Linked DNA regions of Homo sapiens: region 1 is linked to region 2. Evidence: read pairs that join two places in POLR2A ChIA-PET (ENCODE). Cell type or tissue: GM12878. All regions are shown on one strand. Links, peaks and the distances in the headings refer to the core of each region. The heading gives the core; the rest is flanking DNA.

Region 1 (10,405 bases), core at 3,727-6,226, 410 kb before region 2:
AGGACCAGGCCCGGGCAACATATTGGCTATAACTGCCCTCCTCCTGCGATGCTGTAGTCTCCACAGGCCCTCCACCCTCCCTGCCCGTCCCTTCTCTCTGGCTCCTGGACGTGGAAATGGCGGGTTTCCTCTTTGCTGGTGTCTCCCCCTCCCTCCAGCCCCCCTCTCCCCTGTCCTTCCAGCCCCGTCAGCTCTGAGCCCCCCGGCCTCCAGCCTCCCCAGCCCCCGCCGGATAACCCCCCGTTTCTGTTGCAGATTTTGAGTTCCTGCTCCCCAGCAGCTTTGAGTCTGAAGGACACGTTTTCATTGCTCCCAGGTAGCTTGCGTGTGGCCTTGCTGAGGTGTCCTCCCCTACCCTGACCGCCCCGGCCCCACCTCCTGCACTGCTGCCTGGAGCTCTGTGTGTCTGTGTCCTGTGCAGTGTCATCCCCCGGCCCCCATACATCGCCCGGTATGCGCGGCTGTGTGCATACCCAGGCCATGTACCGCACCAGGCAGCAGTGGCCAGCTGCCTCACGGCCCTAGCTCCCACCAGGCCGGGGCAGGAGGGCTCCAGACTCATCTGCTGACTTTCCCTGCCCTCCCAGGCAACCAGGCAGGAGCCCTTTCCGCCCTGGGGTGGCTGTCTGTGGCATGCCCACCCCTCGCCAGGCAGCTGCTGCTCTGGTTTGTGGTGTCCTGCCCATCCCCCCAACCCCGCACCCCATCGTTGTCCTGTGTCAGTCGGTGTTCGTGTGGGTCTGGGGGCCGAGCCAGCCAGAGCCCCTGTCGGCAGTGCCGGGTCTAGGCGTGGTACTTCACTTGGGGGGTTGGGGGAGGAGAGTGGGGGCTTTGAGGAGCTGCTCCATCAGATGAGGAGACGGGGCCCCGAGCAAGCCCAGGCCTGGACCATCCCGGAGTGCACGCTCAGTGTGCACACACACGTTCTCATGTACACACCGTCTGCCTTTGGCCCATGTCTGGGGAGGCCGGGTCCCCTGGGTGCTGAAGCCCTTCCATGACCCAGGCTTGGGATGAGGGCAGGTGGGTGGATGCAGCTGACAAGAGACCCAGGGGCACTGGAAGGCAGCACACGGGGGCTCTGGACATGCCTCACCTTCGTGTGTGCACGTATGTGCATGCACCCAGTTTCTCTGTGACTCTCTCTGTAGATGTGTGTATTTGTGAGTCACCATGTACATATGTAAGAGTCTGAGCATAAATGTGGGGGTGGCTCTGTGTGTTAGTGAATGTGGGAAGGTGTGAAAAGACCTATGTGGCCCACATGACCCTGAGGAAGCTCTCTTGAAGGCAGGGACCCTATTCGTTTTTGTCATCTCTGTGTCTGTGGCTCAGAAGAGCTCAATAAATACGTGGAGGGTGAGTGAATGAAGTACCTCACAAATGTGCACGTGCATACTGTGTATACAGGAGAGACTGCAAGTGACTTGGTGTATCTCAAGCACAGTCGTGTGGGTGTCACCCTGGGTGTGTCCAATGTGGCCTCTAGGCACAGAGGTGCAGGCTGTACACTGCACAAAGGCCCTGGGGGCCAAGGAGAGAGTGGGGCCTGAGACCCAGTTCCATGTGCCCTTACCAAGCCATGAGCCCTACCACAGCTTGGGGAAGTGGCACACGTTCAAAAGCCCCACAGTTAGTGCCATATGGGACAATGAAGCGGTCCCTGGTGGCAGAGGTATGAATGAGGGGTCGAGCGAGAGAGAGCTCCACCTATCAGGGTAGAGGGATTGCTCCCAAGACTTCCTAGGCAGCAAGCCCCAAGCAGACCCCCTCACGCCCCACAGCCCCATGTTCTCTGGACCCAGAGCCTGAATGCAGTGAGGGTCTTGAGGGGAGGAGCATTCCAGGCAGAGGGAACAGCCAGTCGGAGGACCCACATGTTCCCACTGACTTTCTGACACCCTCTGTGCTATGATGAAAAAAGCGAGGGTCAGAGAGCGTGAGTGAGTTACCTAACGGCACACAGCCAGGAAGAGGCAGGGTGAGGTCTTAGGCTGACAAAAAGCCAGTGCTTGTACTTGGGTCCCATCTGGTGCCCATGGGAATGCTCTAGGGCATACACGTGGATGAGCAGGCCGCCAGGCATTTCCTGGGGCCTTTCAGGTGCACTATCTGGGTCCAGCTACACCGGAGAGACGGGAGGCTCTGCGGAGCCATGCCCAGGAGAAAGCAGCTGCCCGAATGGAGAAAGTAGACCCTCATTCTTGTGTCAGCTCTGCCCCGACTCAGACCCGAGCAGCCTGCCAGGCATGTAGCAGCTGCAGCCAGGAAGAACCCATGTGCCCCTCCCTGAGGCCCAGGCTTCTCAGTGAATGGCCAAGTGGGCCTGTTGGGAAGCCTTGACCCCATTGCCCTGTCCAGCCCCCCAAGCCCACTCTTCTTGCCCCTCCCCATCCCTAGAGAGTACTGCAAGGACCTGAATGCCTCAGACAACAACACCGAGTTCCTGAAAAACTTTATTGAGCTCATGGAGAAAGTGACTCCAGACTCCAAGCAGTGTGAGTGCCTGGCAGGGCAGCTGGCTCTGGGCAGTGCCCAGGCAGCATGGGGCCAGCCCAGAGGAACCCAGAGGCCGGGCAGGTGTGGAAATAAGCAGGCACAAGCTAAGGGCTGGGCCTGGGCCAGGGCCAGGTCATGGAGGAGGCTCCTGGTGGAGCCTTAAGGGTGGGGGTGAGGGTGGGCAAGGAGCTGCAAGAAGATGCCCCCACCCCCACCCCTCCCCTCCTGTTCCAGGCAACAACTTCCTTCTGCACAACCTGATCTTGGACACGGGCATCACGCAGCAGCTGGTAGAGCGTGTGTGGAGGGACCAGGATCTCAACACGTAGGCATCACCCAGCCTGTGGGGGCAGAAGGCTAGGATGGGCCCAGAGGCCCTGGACCTGCCCAGCAGAAGGCAGGCCTGTGACCCCACCCCCCTGCTACCCCCAGGTACAGCCTACTGGCCGTGTTCGCTGCCACAGACGGTGGCATCACCCGAGTCTTCCCCAACAAGTAAGTGACCTATCCCACTACCCAAACCCTGCCCCTGCCAGGGAACCTGCATCTGTTCTGCCCAGAGGCCTCCTTGCATCTGTGGAGACCACTGTCCCCGACAAGCCACCCCTTACCTACCAGTCTGCCTCTTGGGTGCTCCAGGGCAGCTGAGGACTGGACAGAGAACCCTGAGCCCTTCAATGCCAGCTTCTACCGCCGCAGCCTGGATAACCACGGTTATGTCTTCAAGCCCCCACACCAGGATGGTGAGTGTCCCCGCAGTGTGCCCAGCAGCAGGCAGGGAGCCTCAGCTTCCCTGTCTGCTCAGCCAGAACTGGGCTCTGCTGTCTGAGGCCCCTCTCCAACACAAGGCTGGCTGAGGCCAGGGCAGACGTGAAAAGAGGGATAGACTGTGCCAAACACTGTCCTGAGTGCTGGGTGCTTGGGCTGGAGTCATCCCGGGATTGGACTGCTGGGTTTGTAGGACCCAGCATAGAGTGGTCAGTGTGGCCGCCAGACCCCACTCCTGACTTCCCCACCCAACCCCCAGCCCTGTTAAGGCCGCTGGAGCTGGAGAATGACACTGTGGGCATCCTCGTCAGCACAGCTGTGGAGCTCAGCCTAGGCAGGCGCACACTGAGGCCAGCAGGTGAATGTTTGGGACAGAGGTGGGGAAACAGGCAATGGACAGGGTACTGCCTGGGCAGGTAGCACTGATGGTCCCTTGCTCTCCCCCAAAGTGGTGGGCGTCAAGCTGGACCTAGAGGCTTGGGCTGAGAAGTTCAAGGTGCTAGCCAGCAACCGTACCCACCAAGACCAGCCTCAGAAGGTATTTGGGCAGGGGCGGGGGCAGTAACCCAGCAGTGCCCTTCCTGGAGTCCCCTGGAACCCCCACCAACCCTCCACTCAGTGGCTCCAACACCTACATGGAGGCAGGGCCAGCTGCAGATGGCCTGGGGAACCGGATGTATGAAAGGTGATGGGAGGGAGGAAAACTGGTGGGTGGCTTACGGTCCTCACTCTCTGCCCAGCAGTGCGGCCCCAACAGCCACTGTGAGATGGACTGCGAGGTTAACAATGAGGTGTGTGTGCCCTGAACCTACCCTGGACCCTAGCTTACCCCACTTCCAGACTTCCTAGTCCCAGCCGCGACTCCCAGCACATCCCTTGGCCTGTGGGTCTCAACATCCCCACCCTGACTTCACAGCCTTCCCAGGACTGGGGGAGTGATGCCCCCCAACTCTGAACCACTGGACTGCCTGCGGTGGAAGGTCCGGGGCCCAGCCCCTCTCCATTTTCCTCCCCATTCCCTTCCTCCTAGGACTTACTCTGTGTCCTCATTGATGATGGAGGATTCCTGGTGCTGTCAAACCAGAACCATCAGTGGGACCAGGTGAGGATCAGGAAGAGAGTGAAAGAAGAGAGTAGGGATTTGAGCCTTCTAGGGGTGTAGCACTGCCAGCCCTGTGACCATGGCTTTCTCCTGACATCCTCAGGTGGGCAGGTTCTTCAGTGAGGTGGATGCCAACCTGATGCTGGCACTCTACAATAACTCCTTCTACACCCGCAAGGAGTCCTATGACTATCAGGCAGCCTGTGCCCCTCAGCCCCCTGGCAACCTGGGTGCTGCACCCCGGGGTGTCTTTGTGGTGAGTCCCCAGAGATGCCTGGACTGGAGATGGGGGGGACTGGGAGACCTGCCCACAGATGACCCCCTACCTCTGACATTTGATAAAGCTGGGGGTGACCTAGGGCGAGGGGCAGCAGTGGCAGTCCACGCCCCTCTCTCCACTGCAGCCCACCGTTGCAGATTTCCTTAACCTGGCCTGGTGGACCTCTGCTGCCGCCTGGTGAGTCCTGAGCGGGAGGTGGGTAGAGAAGGTGCTCCCTGGCCGGGAGGGCTCAGAAGAGAAGTAGGGCATGGCATCGTCCTCTGCTGACCACCTGCACTCGGCTCCCCGTGCGCTGCAGGTCCCTGTTCCAGCAGCTTCTCTACGGCCTCATCTACCACAGCTGGTTCCAAGCAGGTAGGTAGGGCTTTGGAGGCGCCTCCTCAAGTCCGGGTCCCCAATCTGAGCTAAGACGACTCCATGGGGAGGGTGGGGTCTACGACTGAGGGAGGCCGGAGACCTTGCCAGGGTCTGTGGGCGGAGCTGAGGCGCTCTGGGCCCTCGCAGACCCCGCGGAGGCCGAGGGGAGCCCCGAGACGCGCGAGAGCAGCTGCGTCATGAAACAGACCCAGTACTACTTCGGCTCGGTAAACGCCTCCTACAACGCCATCATCGACTGCGGAAACTGCTCCAGGTGCTGGCAGTGGGGCGGGACCAGAGGCCAAGGGCGGAACCTGTGAGCGGGGCGAGACGCTCGGGAGGATGGAAGGGGCGGGGCCTCCGAGCGGCCGGGGGCGGGGCCGCAGGATGGGGGTGGGTCAGGGCGGGGCAAACTCAACGCCCCGCCTTTCCGGGCTGCCCGCAGGCTGTTCCACGCGCAGAGACTGACCAACACCAATCTTCTCTTTGTGGTGGCCGAGAAGCCGCTGTGCAGCCAGTGCGAGGCTGGCCGGCTGCTGCAGAAGGAGACGCACTGTATCCTGCCCCCGCCCTCCCCGCCGCCCGCTCCCCCTCTGCCCCGCGCGCCCCCTCCGTGCCGCCGCCGCCGTCCGCCTCCTTGACTCCCCACCCATGCCCAGCGGACGGCCCGGAGCAGTGTGAGCTAGTGCAGAGACCGCGATACCGGAGAGGCCCGCACATCTGCTTCGACTACAACGCGACAGTGAGGAGAGGGGGCGGTGGACCCGAAATCCCGCGGCCTTGCGCCCGCCCAGGCCGACCAGCTCCTTGTCTCTCCCCGCAGGAAGATACCTCAGACTGTGGCCGCGGGGCCTCCTTCCCGCCGTCGCTGGGCGTCCTGGTCTCCCTGCAACTGCTGCTCCTCCTGGGCCTGCCGCCCCGGCCGCAGCCTCAAGTCCTCGTCCACGCCTCTCGCCGCCTCTGAGCACCCTGCCCCACCCCACCTCCACTCCCACCTCACCCGGCCTCTTCGCCTTTCCCACCCTCCTGCCCCACACTCCCCGCCTTAGAGCCTCGTCCCTCCCTCACTGAAGGACCTGAGCTGGCCAGGCCCTGAGAGTCTGGTCTGCGCCTTGGGATGGGGAGTCCCAAAGCGGGACGCCGCAGGTGTTTGGCACCCAAATCACATCTCACCTCCGAACTGTTCAAGTGTCCCCAGACCCTTCTTGCCTGCTGGGCTCCCCCCAGTGGGATGGGACAGGGAGGCCACACGCACTGGTGCCAAAACCAGGCCTCTGCTGCCGCCCTTCCTGGAGGCTGCCTATGTTGGGGGGGACCCTGCCTCAGCTGACCCGGCCTCTCTGCCCCACCCAAGCCCAAACTTGGTTTCTGTGAGAATAGTGGAGGAAGGTGAGATGGCCAGTTTGAAGCCTGTGCCTCCCAGCTTAAATCCTAGCAGGAGAGAGGCTCTGGGGCAGCCCCCATGGGCTCCTGCCCCTTTCAGGCCTACAGCCACATCCCCAAGCCCACCAGGTGTCAGGATAGTCACAGTGATACCAGTTCAGACACTACCCCATATACACCTGGAACATTGAGGATGGAAACTGGACTCACATTCGACATACCCCACTGGGCACACGCACAAACACACACACTATGGGGTGGGGTGGGTGTAGGGGCTTACAAAGCCTTACACAGGGCGAGGGGTTGGTGGGAGGGTTGGCACCTGCACACTCCATCTCCTGCTCACCACCTGCCTCTAATCTGAGCTGCAGCCTGGCTGGTCCTCCCATTTCTAAAGCTGAATGTCAAACAGTGCCAAATGCTGGGGCAGGGGGTGAAGAACCCTCTGTCCCACCCCTAGCCACCAGTGTCCTCCAAGTGCCCCCTCACCTCTCCAGGTGCTCATTGTAACCATTTCTCACTAGTGTCAGGCCCCCAGTGGGACCACATGCCACTGCCTGCACCTTTCGGCAGAGGAACCCCCACCAGACATCACCCTTTGCCTTAGCAGGGGTGACTTTGTCTCTCCTGGCTGGGCCATCCTTCCGCCAATCTGGCCCTTACACACTCAGGCCTGTGCCCACTCCCTATCTCCTTCCCACCCCTACACACACACTCCCTGCTTGCAGGAGGCCAAACTGTCCCTCCCTTGCTGAACACACACACACACACACACACACAGGTGGGGACTGGGCACAGCTCTTCACACCATTCATTCTGGTCATTTCCCCCAAAGGCATCCCAGCCTGGGGGCCAGTGGGGAACTGAGGGCAAGGGGATATAGTGATGGGGCTCAGATGGACTGGGAGGAGGGGGAGGGTGATGCATTAATTAATGGCTTCGTTAATTAATGTCATGTTGCTTGTCGCTTTCTCAGTGTGTGTGTGTGGTCCATGCCCACTGCTGGTGCCAGGGTGGGTGTCCATGTGCACCCGGCCTGGATGCCAGCTGTGTCCTTCGGGGGCGTGCGTGTAACTGTAGTGTAGTCAGGTGCTCAATGGAGAATATAAACATATACAGAAAAATATATATTTTAAGTTTAAAAAACAGAAAAACAGACAAAACAATCCCCATCAGGTAGCTGTCTAACCCCCAGCTGGGTCTAATCCTTCTCATTACCCACCCGACCTGGCTGCCCCTCACCTTGGGCTGGGGGACTGGGGGGCCATTTCCTTTTCTCTGCCCTTTTTTTGTTGTTCTATTTTGTACAGACAAGTTGGAAAAACAACAGCGACAAAAAAGTCAAGAAACTTTGTAAAATATCGTGTGTGTGATTCCTTGTAAAATATTTTCAAATGGTTTATTACAGAAGATCAGTTATTAAATAATGTTCATATTTTCACTTCAAATGGTTCCCATCCACTGTATCAGCTTGGGGGTGAGGACTGGGTAGCTATGAAGACAGTTGGCCAAGACCTCAGAGTCCCACTTAGTGCTCTGCAGGGGGTGAAGACCATGGTAGCCCAGGTCCCTGTCAACCACAGGGCATGGCACTTGCTTCCACCAGTTATAATAGGTGCCAGGCCCTTGACATACATTGTCTCATAACATCTCAAAAAGCTGTCTTTTAAAAACAAGCAAGACAGGCTGGGTGCGGTGGCTCATGCCTGTAATCTAGCATTTTGGGAGGCCGAGGCGGGCAGATCACTTGAGGTCAGGAGTTTGAGACCAGCCTGGCCAACATGGTGAAACCCCGTCTCTACTAAAAATACAAAAAAATTAGCCAGGCATGGTGGCATGCGCCTGTAATCCCAGCTACTTAGGAGGCTGAGGCAGGATAATTGCTTGACCCCAGGAGACGGAGGTTGCAGTGAGCCAAGATTGCGCCACCGCACCCCAGCCTGGATGACCGAGCGAGACTCTTGTCTCAGAAAAAAAAAAAATACAAGCAAAACAAACACCCTCCCAGAGCCTGAAAGCCAGGACCCTGGAGGGAAGAAGACAGATCAGAGATGCTGGTTTAGTGGGGAGGTGGATCTGGCAGTCTGGTCAGACCACCAGGGCCTGACAGGGCCTCTGCCGGGAGCTATGAGTGAGCACCTGGCCAGTGTCCCTACGGCCCAGGAAGCCCTGACCACAAGTGCAGCAACGGCTCCCTCCTGGCCCACAGGAGCTTGAGGCCGCAGCTGCTTAAACTGGAGCCATAGGCCAAACTTCATTTTTGTGAATCCTCTCAAGCTTAGGCCCTAGTTCATTTTCACCCTAGAAGGTGTGACCTTTGCGATCTTCTCATGTGGAGAGAATTATAACCTGTAACCACCAGAGCACAGGTGTCCCTGCCTTCCCACCACAGTCCTCTCTCTCCTCCCAACACTCTGCTCTCTGCGCACTGACCTGGCTGAGTCCTCGCCACAGTCTCTGGGGTGGGTACTAGTGTATCCCCATACCACAGATGAGCAAACTAAGAGGAGAAAGCCTTTCCCCCCAGGTGAGAAGGCTAAAAACCAGCAAAGATTTTAGAGAAGAGGTGGCCACCAAGGGTTGGGGAGCTTGGATGCTAAATAGATGAAGGGGCTTCGAGGCCTCAGCCAAGATGGAGACTTTTTCTGTCTCCTCTGCAGGGTTCGGCTGCAGAGCAATGCCTAATCCACAACCCCCAAGACAGCTCCCATGGCCTGCAAGAGACCGTGCAATCTTGGATAGGGTTGTAAGATAAAATACAGAACACCCTATTTTGAATTTCAGATCATGAACGAGTTTTTAGTATGGAAGTGTTTCAACTATTGTGTGGGACATACCTATACTGAAAAACTGGGGGCTGGGCACAGTGGCTAACGCCTGTAATCCCAACACTTTGGGAGGCTGATGCAGGAGGATCGCTTGAGCTCACGAGTTCGAGATCAGCCTGGGTAGGATGGCCACCCCGCCCCTGCCCATGTCTCTACAAAATAAAAAAATTTTAAAAATTAGCTGGGCACAGTAGTGTGTGCCTGTAGTCGCAGCTAATCAGGAGGCTGAGGCTGGAGGATCCCTTCAGCCCAGGAGTTAGAGGTGGCAGTGAGCTATGATTGTGCCACTGCACTCCAGCCTTGGACAAAGCTAGACCCTGTCTCAAAAAAAAAAAAAAAAAAAAAAGGGGGCAGGGGGACATGATTATACTCGAAGATTACTCATTGTTTATCTGGAATTCAAATTTGACTGAGCATCCTTATTTTGATTTGCTAAAACTGGCAACCTTACCCAGATGTGGCAACCAGTGGGAACCCAGACCCCAGAAAAAAAGCATCAGCACCCTTTTTAACCTGTAGGCCATGCACACATCAGCACACACTGAAATCAGTGGCTGAAAGGAAGGGATCCTGTGTTTTATAAAAGCACTTTGTCATAGAATTATTTTAATTATATGGACAGCTTTTTGTTTTGTTTTGAGACAAAGTTTCGCTCTTGTTGCCCAGGCTGTAGTGCAATGGCATGATCTTGGCTCACCGCAACCTCCGCCTCCCGGGTTCAAGCGATTCTCCTGCCTCAGCATCCCGAGTAGATGGGATTACAGGCATGTGCCACCACACCTGGCTAATTTTGTATTTTTAGTAGAGATGAGGTTTATCCATGTTGGTCAGGCTGGTCTCAAACTCCCGACCTCAGGTGATCTGCCCGCCTCAGCCTCCCAAAGTGCTGGGATTACAGGCGTGAGCCACCGTGCCCAGCCTATATGTACAGTTTTTTAAAAGTAACTCCATATACAAAAAAAAAAAAAAGACACAGAACACAACCTGTCAGAAGTCACTGTGGCGTGAAGTGGGACCAGAACAGGCCTAGCCCAGGCTTGTGGAGAGACCTGGCTTGTAGAGAGACCTCTCATCCTCCGCAGTTATCAGAAGTCCCTGGTGGGGAGGAGGGTCACTGAGGGCTGCCCAGCCTCGTCCCTATGCGGGAGGGAGCCCTAGGTTCGTGCTCCAGGTCCACCTCACTTGGAA
Region 2 (10,405 bases), core at 3,476-5,975:
CAACTGTAAAAACTAGCATTATTGCAATTTTGCTTTGTAACTCCTACTTTTCACTTTCAATGTGATCTAAAAGACAGATGCATAAAAAATTATTAATCTAGGTTCCTGAGATACGATTTACAAAGATGTAATCCATGACTTAACAGAAAAGGGAAGAGAAAGGAGCTGGATAGGAGCAGAGATTTGTATACTATGGAACTTAAGTTAGTATAAATTCAAATTAGATTATAACTGTGAGATGTTAAGTGTAATTCCCATGGTAACTGCAAAGAACATATCTTTAGAATATACACATAAGAAAATAAGGTTGCCTGCTTATGCACTAGAAAGAAAAAGAAAATGAGAAGGGGCTAGGCACAGTGGCTCATGCTTGTTGTCCTAGCACGACAAGCACTGGGAGGCTGAGGCAGGAGGATTCCTTGGGCTCAGGGGTTTGAAACCACCATTGGCCATATAGTGAGACTCTCTCTACTTCAAAAAAAAAAAAAAAGAAAGAAAGAAAATGAGAAGAAAGTCAAAACATTTTCACAACAGGCCAGTGGCTAACATCTGTAATCCCAGCACTTCAGGAAGCCGATTGCTTGAGGCCAGGAGTTTGAGACCAGCCTAGGCAATATAGCAAGACCCCATCTCTATGAAAAATTTAAAAAACAAAAAAGGCAGGTGGCACATGTCTGCACTTCCAGTTACTTGCAAAGAATGAAGCGGGAGGATTGCTTGAGTCCAGGAATCCAAGTCTGCAGTGAGCTATGATCTCATCACTGTTCTCCAATCTGGACAACACAGCAAGACCCTCCCTCTTAAAAAGAAAAAATAAATAAAAAATTAAAAAAGCAGGCCAGGCCTGGTGGCTTACGCCTGTAATCCCAGCACTTTGGGAGGCCGAGGCGGGAGGATCACCTGAGGTCTGGAGTTCGAGACCAGCCTGACCAACATGGAGAAACCCCGTCTCTACTAAAAATACAAAATTAGCTGGGCATGGTGGCGCATGCCTGTAAATTCAGCTACTCAGGAGGCTGAGGCAGGAGAATCACTTGAACCCAGGAGGCGGAGGCTGCGGTGAGCTGAGATTATGCCATTGCACTCCAGCCTGGGCAACAAGAACGAAACTCCGTCTCAAAAAATAAATAAATAAATAATAAAAAATAAAAATAAAAAAATAAAGCGTGGGCCAGGCGTGATGGCTTACGCCTATAATCCCAGCACTTTGGGAAGCCAAGGCAGGAGGATCACCTGAGGTCAGGAGTTCGAGACCAGCCTGACCAACATAGAGAAACCCCATCTCTATTAAAAATACAAAATTAGCCAGGCATGGTGGCAAGCCTGTAATCCCAGCTACTTGGGAGGCAGAGGCAGGAAAATGCCTGAACCCGGGAGGCGGAGGTTGCAGTGAGCTGAAATCATGCCACTGCACTCCAGCCTGGGCAACAAGAGTGAAACTCCGTCTCAAAAAAAAAAAAAAAAAAAAAAAAGCGGGGGAGGGGGCAGAAAGTGGCTAATGCCTGTAATCCCAACACTTTGGAAGGCTAAGGCAGGTAGATTGTTTGAACCCAGTTTGAGACCAGCCTGGGCAACATGGCAAAACCCTATCTCTACAAAAAATACAAAAATTAGCCAGGCATGGTGGTGGCACACCTATACTACCAGCTACTCAGGAGACTGGGACAGGAGGATCACTTGAGCCCAAAGTTGCAGTGAGCTGAGATTGTGGCACTGCACTATTTTGCTCACCAAAGCCTAGGCAACAGTCTCATGCTCTCAAAAAAAAAAAATTTTTTTTCACTACCAAAAAAAAAAAAATCAGCTAAACATAAAAGTAGTAGCAAAATGGCAAAAGTCCTTATCAGTAATTACTTTAAATGTAAATACTTTAAACTCTCTAATCACAAAATATTGGCAGAATATATATACATATACACACACACACACACACACACACAGAGAGAGAGAGAGAGACACAGAGAGAGAGAGAGACAGAGTTTTGCTTGACACCCAGGCTGGAGTGCAATGGCTCACTGCAACCACCGCCTCTCAAGTTCAAGAGATTCTCCTGTCTCAGCCTCCCAAGAAGCTGAGATTACAGGTGCCCGCCAGTACACCCAGCTAATTTTTGTATTTTTAGTACAGACGAGGTTTCACCATGTTGGCCAGGCTGGTCTCAAACTCCAAACCTCAGGTGATCCACCCGCCTCAGCCTCCCAAAGGGCTGGGATTACAGGCGTGAGCCACTGCGCCCAGCCTAGGATACATTTTTTAAAAACTGTAATCCCAGCTACTCGGGAGTCTAAGGCAGGAGAATCACTTGAACCTGGGAGGCGAAGGTTGCAGTGAGCCAAGATCATGCCACTGCACTCCAGCCTGGGCAACAAGAGCAAAACTTTGTTTCAAAAAATATATATATAAATATTATAAAGCCTAAATGCACATCAATAGAGACCCTATCTCTACAAAAAAATACGAAAATTAACTGGGTGTGGTAGCAGGTGTCTGTAGTCCCAAATACTGCAGAGGTTGAGGTAGGAGGATCCCGAGGCTTGATCCCAGGAGGCAGAGGTTGCTTAAGCCAAGATCACACCACTGCACTCCAGCCTGGGCAACAGAGCGAGACTCAGTCTCAAAAAAAAAAAAAAAAAAAAAAAAGAAAGAAAAAAAAATACTATGCGGCCCTAAGAATAAATAAAGTAGCTATGTTAATTGATACAGGATAAGCTATTATGTATTAAGTTTTAAAAACATGTGCAAGGCCGGGTGCGGTGGCTCACGCCTGTAATCCCAGCACTTTGGGAGGCCTAGGCAGGCGGATCACGAGGTCAGGAGATCGAGGCCATCCTGGCTAACACAGTGAAACCCTGTCTCTACTTAAAATACAAAAAAATTAGCTGGGCATGGCAGTGTGCGCCTGCAGTCCCAGCTGCTGGGGAGGCTGAGGCAGGAGAATGGTGTGAACCTGGGAGGCGGAGCTTGCAGTGGGCTGAGATCGCGCCACTGCACTCCAGCCTGGGTGACAGAGTAAGACTCCATTTCAAAAAAAAAAAAAAGTGTGCAAAATATTTGTAACCTGATATCTGTGCAAAACAGAAAAGAATATATACAACAAAGTTAGAGGACTGACACTTCCCAATTCCAAAACTCACCACAAAGCTACAGTAATCAAGACAGTGTGGCACTGACATAGTATAGACATACAGACCAAGGAAACAGAATTAAGAGTCTATAAATAGGCCAGACACAGTGGCTCACACCTGTAATTCCAATACTTTGGGAGGCTGAGGCAGAAGGATGGCTTGAGCCCAGAAGTTTCAGACCATCCTGGGCAAATATTGAGACCTTGTCTTCACAAATTTTTTTTTTTTTTTTTTTTGAGATGGAGTCTCGCTCTGTCGCCCAGGCTGGAGTGCAATGGTGCAATCTCGGCTCACTGCAACCTCCGCCTCCAGGGTTCAAGCAATTCTTCTGCCTCAGCCTGCCAAGTAGCTGGGACTACAGGCACGTGCCACCACGCCCAGCTAATTTTTGTATTTTTTTAGTGGAGACGGGGTTTCACCATGTTGGCCAGGGTGGTCTCGATCTCCTGACCTTGTGATCCGCCCGCCTGGTCCTCCCAAAGTGCTGGGATTACAGGCGTGAGCCATTGCGCCCGGCCTATAAATTTTTTTTTTTTTTCTGAGACCTTATCTCACTCTGTCACCCAAGCGGGAGTGCAGTGGCACATTCTCGGCTCACTGTAACCACTGCTTCCCTGGCTCCAGCCATCCTCCCACCTCAGCCTCCTGAGTAGCTGGGACTACAAATGTGCACTACCATGCTCGGCTAATTTTTTTGTGTATTTCTGGTAGACCTAGGGTTTCGTTATGTTGCCCGGGCTGGTCTCAAACTCCTGATTCAGGCGATTACCCCGCCTCCACCTCTCAAAGTACTGGGATTACAGGTGTGAGCCACCCTGCCCAGCCTACAAAATTTTTTTTTTAATTAGTCAGGTCCAGCTAGGCGTGGTGGCTCACGCTTGTAACCCCAGCACTTTGGGAGGCTGATGCGGGCAGATCATCTGAGGTCAGGAATTCAAGACCAGGTAGGCCAACATGGTGAAACCCCGTCTCTACTAAAAATACAAAAATTAGCCAGGCGTGGTAGCACATGCCTGCAATCCCAGCTACTCAGGAGGCTGTGGCAGAAGGATCACTTGAACCCAGAAGGCAGAGGTTGCAGTGAGCGGAGATTGTGTCATGTTACTGCACTCCAGCCTGGGTGACAGAGACGGTCTCAAAAAAAAAAAAAAAGGCCAGGTTCGGTGGCTCACACTCACACCTGTAATCCCAGCACTTTGGGAGGCCAAGGCGGGCAGATCACGAGGTCAAGAGATCGAGACCAGCCTGGCCAATGTGGTGAAATCCCGTCTCTACTCAGAATACAAAAATTAGCTGGGCGTGGTGGCACACGCCTGTAGTCCCAGCTACTCAGGAGGCTGAGGGAGGAGAATCACTTGAATCCGGGAGGTGGAATTTGCAGTGAGCCAAGATCGCTCCACTGCACTCCAACCTGGGCGACAGGGCAAGACTCCATCTCAAAAAAAAAAAAAAATTAGCAAGGTGTGATGGCACGCCCCTAAGGTCCCAGTTACCTAGGAGGCTAAAGTGGGAGGATCACTTGAGCATGGGAGTTTCAGCCTGCAGTAAGCCATGATTGCACCACTGCACTCCAGCCTGGGCAACAGAGCAAGACCCTGCCTCAAAAAAAAAGAAAAGAAGAAAAGGTAAGCTGCGCACATTGGCTCATGCCTATAATCGCAGCACTTTTTGAGGCCAAGGTCAGAGGATCACTTAAGACCAGGAGTTCAAGACCAACCTGGGCAACACAGCAAAACCCCCATCTCTACAATTTTTTGGTTTAAATGAAAAGACATCCCACAGAATGGGAGAAAATTTGTGCAAATTACATATTTGGTAAGTGACTTGTATCTAAAATATATAAAAAATGATTTCAACTCAGTAACAAAAAGAAAAATAAGCCAGGAGCAGTGGCACACGCCTGTAATCCCAACACTTTGGGAGGCCAAGGCAGGTGGATCACCTGAGGTCGGGAGTTTGAGACCAGCCTGACCAACATGGAGAAACCCTGTCTCTACTAAAAATACAAAATTAGCTGGCGTGGTGATGCATGCCTGTAATCCCAGCTACTCGGGAGGCTGAGGCAGGAGAATCACTTGAACCCGGGAGACAGAGGTTGCGTTGAGTCGAGATGCACCATTGCACACCAGCCTGGGCAACAAGAGCAAAACTTCGTCTCAAAAAAAAAAAAAAACAAAGGATAAGTAACCTAATTTAAAATATAGTAAAAGTGGCTGGGCACAGTGCTCATGTCTTTAATCCCAGCACTTCAGAAGGCTGAAGTGGGCAGATCACTTGAGGTCAGGAGTCTGAGACCAGCCTGGCCAACATGCCAAAACCCTGTCTCTATTAAAAATACAAAAACTGGGGCCAGGCGCAGTGGCTCATGCCTGTAATCCCAGCACTTTGGGAGGCCAAGGCGGGTAGATCACGAGGTCAAGAGATCTAGACCATCCTGACCAACATGGTGAAACCCCATCTCTACTAAAAATACAAAAATTAGCCATGGTGGCACACACCTGTAGTCCTATATACTCGGGAGGCTGAGGCAGGAGAATCACTTGAACTCGGGAGGCAGAGGTTGTACTAAGCCAAGATCGTGCCACTGCATTCTAGCCTGGGTGACAGAGCAAGACTCCGTCTCAGACAAAAAAATAAAAATAATAATAATAACAAGGCAGGGCATGGGGGCTCACACCTATAATCCCAGCACTTTGGGAGGCCGAGGCAGGTGGACCACAAGATCAGGAGATCAAGACCAGCCTGACCAATGTGGTGAAACCCCGTCTCTACTAAAAATACAAAAATTAGCCAGGCGTGGTGGCGGGCACCTGTATTCCCAGCTACTTGGGAGGTTGAGGCAGAAGAATCACTTGAACCTGGGAGATGGAGGTTGCAGTGAGCCGAGTTTGTGCCACTGCACTCCAGCCTGGGCGACAGGGCGAGACTCCACCTCAAAAAAACAGAACAACAAAAAAATAATAATAATAATAATAATAACTGGAGGCTGAGGCAGGAGAATCACTTGAACTTGGGAGGCAGAGGATGCAGTGAGCCAAGATCGTGCCACTGCACTCCAGCCTGGGCAACAGAGTGAGACTTCATCTCAAAATACATAAATAAATAAATAAATAAATAATAAATAAAATAAAATATAGTAAAGGCCAGGCACAGTGGCCCTTGTCTGTAATGCCAGCACTTTGGAAAGCTGAAAAAGGTAGATTGCTTGATGCTTGAGCTCAGGAGTTCGAGACCAGCCTGGGCAACATGGCAAAACCTTGTCTCCACACACACACACACATATACACACACACAAATCAGCCGGACAAGGTGGAACACATCTGTAGTCCCAGCTACTGAGGACGCTGAGGTGGGAAGATGGCTTGTGCCTGGGAGGCAGAGGTTGCAGTGAGCCAAGATCACACCACTGTACTCCAGCCTGGGCAACAGAGCAAGACCCCATCTCAAAAAACAAACAAACAAAAAGAAATAGTAACTGCTGATTCATCCCTCACACCATCCCTGACAACTATTTTCTGTTTCTATGATTTTCACTACTCAAAGTGTCTAAGTGAAATTATATGGTATTTGTCTTTTACATGACTGGCTTATTTCACTTAGCATAATATCCTCAAGGTTCATCCATGTTGTAGCATATGTCAGAATTACCTTCCTTCCTAACACTGAATAATTTTTCAGTTATATGTACATACCACATTTTCCTTATCTATTCATCCATCAATGAATAGTTGGGTTGCTTCCACATTTTAGCTAATGTGAATAACGCTGTTATGAACATGGGTACAAATATCTCATCGAGACTCTGTTTTTCTTTTTCTTTGTTTTCAATTATTTTGGATATATATCCAGAAGTAAAATTGTTAGATCACATGGTAATTCTATTTTTAATGTTTTGCCTTTCATTCTTTCTGTTTTTTTTTTTTGAAACAGTCTCCCTCTGTCACCCAGACTGTACCACAGTGACATGATCTCAGCTTACTGCAACCTCCGTCTCCCGGATTCAAGCGATTCTCCTGCCTCAGTCTCCCGAGTAGCTGGGATTACAGGCATGCACCACCACACCCAGCCAATTTTTGTATTTTTAGTAGAGACGGGGTTTCACCATGTTGGCCAGGCTGGTCTTGAACTCCTGACCTCAAATGATCCCACACCTTGGCCTCCCAAAGTGCTGGGATTACAAGCCTGAGTCACCACGCCTGGCCTTGCCTTTCACTCTTGATTAATAAAAACATTCCTAACAAATGCTTTCACTCTGGTCTATCTTGCAAAGAACCAGGAATTGCACCTCTAGCAGCACAGTACCAATATCCCAGGCCATCCTTCTTAATCATGACTTTAGCTCCAAAAAACAATGAAACAGAACCAGGGGTCTTATTCTAGTAGTTTTAGCTGTGGTATGCAGCAGCTTGATCCTGCTTTAAACACTCTTAATTTTTTCCCAAAGTAAATGTTGTGGGCTACACAGGACATTCAGCTAAGAGCATCAAGGAGACACCAAGAAGCAAGGGTTACTCTGACCGCCTACCCACTCCCTGGATCCAACTACAAGCTTTTAAACAGTAGCAACTTTAATATGCACTCAAGAACTGGAATTAGTGGCTGCTAGAAGCACCCTTGCCCCCCAAAATATCTCGATTTGAAAATTTTAAGTGTAGTCTGGGCCAGTGGCTCATGCCTGTAATCTCAGCACTTTAGGAGGCGGAGGCAGGCAGATCACTTGAGACCAGGAATTCAAAACCAGCCTGGCCAATATGGCGAAACCCCATTTCTACTAAAAATACATAAATTAGCTGAGCGTGGTGGTATACACCTGTAGTCCCAGTTACCCAGAAGGCTGAGAATAAAATAAATAAAATAAAAAAATAAAAAGGCTGGGCGTGGTAGCTCAGGCCTGTAATCCCAGCACTTTGGGAGGCGGGCGGATCACGAGGTCAGGAGATCAAGACCATCCTGGCAAAGACGGTGAAACCTTTTCTCCACTAAAAATACAAAAAATTGGCTGAGCACTGTGGCTCACGCCTGTATTCCCAGCACTTTGGGAGGCCAAAGTGGTCAGATCACAAAGTCATAAGATTGAAACCATCCTGGCCAACTGTTTCTACTAAAAATACAGAAATTAGCAGGGCATGGTGACAGGCGCCTGTAGTCCCAGCTACTCGGGAGGCTGAGGCAGGAGAATCGCTTGAACCCGGGAGGCAGAGGTTGCAATGAGCTGCGATCACACCACTGCACTCCAGCCTCGGGGACAGAGTGAGACTCCGTCTCAAAAAAAACAAGCAAACAAAAAAAAATGTTGTCCTGAAGGATTTTCCTCTCTGGGAGAATGTACTTCCGTTAAGTTTCAAATGAAGTGTTTTCTTTGATAAAGTAAGAGGGGGTAAGTAGGGGGAGGTAAGTAAAAAGAAGAATCAACAAGACCTATTCTTTTTATTTCATAATTTTTTATGATTCAGCAAAGCATTAACAAATGAAGAAGATTAAAGAATTTAAAAAGAAAAAAATAAAAATAATAAATTCTTGTATAATTATGGTAAAATATTTGGGTATGACCAGGCGTGGTGGCTCACACCTGTAGTCCCAGCACTTTGGGAGGCTGAGGCCAGCGGATCACAAGGTCAGAAATTTGAGACCAGCCTGGCCAATATAGTGAAACTCCATCTCTACTAAAAATACAAGAAATTAGCCAGGCGTGGTGGCAGGTACCTGTAACCCAGCTACTTGAGAGCCTGAGGCAGGAGAATTGCTTGAACCCAGGAGGCAGAGGTTGCAGTGAGCCAAGATCACGCCACAGCACTCCAGCCTGGGCGACAGTGCAAGACACCATCCCAAAAAAAAAAAAAAAAAAAAATTGGGTATGTAAATAGTCTCACTCTGTTGCCCAGGCTGGAGTGCAGGGTGCAATCTCAGCTCACTGCAACCTCTACCTCCTGGGTTCAAGCAATTCTTTTTTTTTTTTTTCTTTTTTGAGACAGAGTCTCACTCTGCTGCCAATCTAGAGTGCAGTGGCGCAATCTTGGCTCACTGCAACCTCCACCTCCTGGGTTCAAGTGATCCTCCTGCCTCAGCCTCCCAAGTAGCTGGGACTAGGTGCGCGCCACCACACCCAGCTAATTTTTTGTATTTTTAGTAGAGACTAGGTTTCATGACATTGGCCAGGATGGTCTCGATCTCTTGACCTGCCTCGGCCTCCCAAAGTGCTGGGATTACAGGCGTGAGCCACAGCACCAGGCCTCAAGCAATTCTTGTGCCTTAGCCTCCTGAGTAGCTGGAATTACAGGCACACACCACACCCAGCTAATTTTTGTATTTTAGTAAAATCGGGGTTTCACTATGTTGCCTAGGCTGGTCTCGAACCCCTGAGCACAGGCAATCTGCCCACCTCAGCCTCCTAAAGTGCTAAGATTATAGGCGTGAGCCACCGTGCCTGGCCTATTTTAACCATTTTTAAGTGTACCATTTAGCTACAGCCATCACAACAGTGCAGTAAGGACATAAAGATAGACATAAAGACCAATCAACTGAATGGAGAGACCAGAAATAAATCCTCACATATATGGTCAATTTTCTTTTTTTTTTAAGACAGATTCTCATGTCTCGCTCTGTCGCCCAGGCTGGAGGGCAGTGGCGCAATCTCAGCTCACTGCAGCCTCCACCTCCCAGTTCAAGCGATTCTCCTGCCTCAGCCTCCCGAGTAGCTGGGATTACAGCCAGGCACCACCATGCCCAGCTAATTGTGGTATTTTTAGTACAGACGGGATATTGCCATGTTGGCAAGGCTAGTCTTGAACTTTAGTCAACTGATTTTCAACAAAGGTGTCAAGACCATCCAATGGGGAAAGTACAATCTTTTTCCCAAATGGAAAATGGTACTCCGAAAACTGAATATCCACATGCATAACAATAAAGTGGGACTCTTACACAACAAAAATATATAAAAAATTAACTCAAATTGGATCAAAGACCCAAACGTAAGCGCTAAAACTATAAAATCTTAGGGGAAAAATTTCATGACTTTCGATTGGTAATATTTGCAGATGAGGCACAGATTTTAAAAAAAGAAGATAAATTGGACTTCATCAAAATGAAAACCTCTGTGCATCAAAAGACACTATCAACAGAGTATAAAGACAACCACAGAGAGAAAATATTTGTAAGTCAAATATCTGACAAGGAATTAATATCTAGAGTGTATAAAGGACTCCTAAAACTCAACAACACAGACAAAAACCTAATTTTATTTTATTTTTAGAGACTGGGCCACTCTGTCACCCAGGGTAGAG

What was found. Peaks named below come from ENCODE experiments on the same cell type or tissue, not always from the same donor. Only the 100,000 strongest peaks of a DNase experiment are listed, where the experiment ranks them.
Region 1: POLR2A ChIA-PET joins it to region 2 with 8 read pairs; 3 of 35 experiments call an interaction of 5 or more read pairs at or near these places.

The regions. Positions count from the first base shown.
Region 1 is chr3:50,360,231-50,370,635 of GRCh38, reverse strand. CACNA2D2 (calcium voltage-gated channel auxiliary subunit alpha2delta 2) reads left to right here. Exons shown (of 38, transcript NM_006030.4): 23 at 256-316; 24 at 2,401-2,498; 25 at 2,734-2,824; 26 at 2,932-2,994; 27 at 3,139-3,242; 28 at 3,527-3,625; 29 at 3,717-3,805; 30 at 4,011-4,058; 31 at 4,298-4,369; 32 at 4,473-4,625; 33 at 4,774-4,826; 34 at 4,948-5,003; 35 at 5,154-5,280; 36 at 5,452-5,561; 2 more. The coding sequence ends at 5,970. LOC127898564 (CYB561D2-LOC101928965) reads right to left here. Exons shown (of 5, transcript NR_183066.1): 4 at 4,305-4,339; 5 at 2,439-2,840. LOC101928965 (a long non-coding RNA gene) reads right to left here and starts at 5,273. Exons shown (of 4, transcript NR_183065.1): 1 at 4,921-5,273; 2 at 4,305-4,339; 3 at 3,115-3,199; 4 at 2,439-2,840. RefSeq lists enhancers at 4,903-5,486, 5,487-6,068 and a silencer at 5,390-5,639. In GM12878, for the core only: no CTCF peak of the experiment used is centred there; a DNase peak (open chromatin) is centred at 5,267; H3K4me3 peaks cover 1,052 bases.
Region 2 is chr3:49,947,396-49,957,800 of GRCh38, reverse strand. The region is part of intron 1 of RBM6 (RNA binding motif protein 6); the gene reads right to left. Among named protein-coding and RNA genes, the nearest start is that of RBM6, 12 kb to the right of the region's middle. In GM12878, for the core only: no CTCF peak of the experiment used is centred there; no DNase peak of the experiment used is centred there.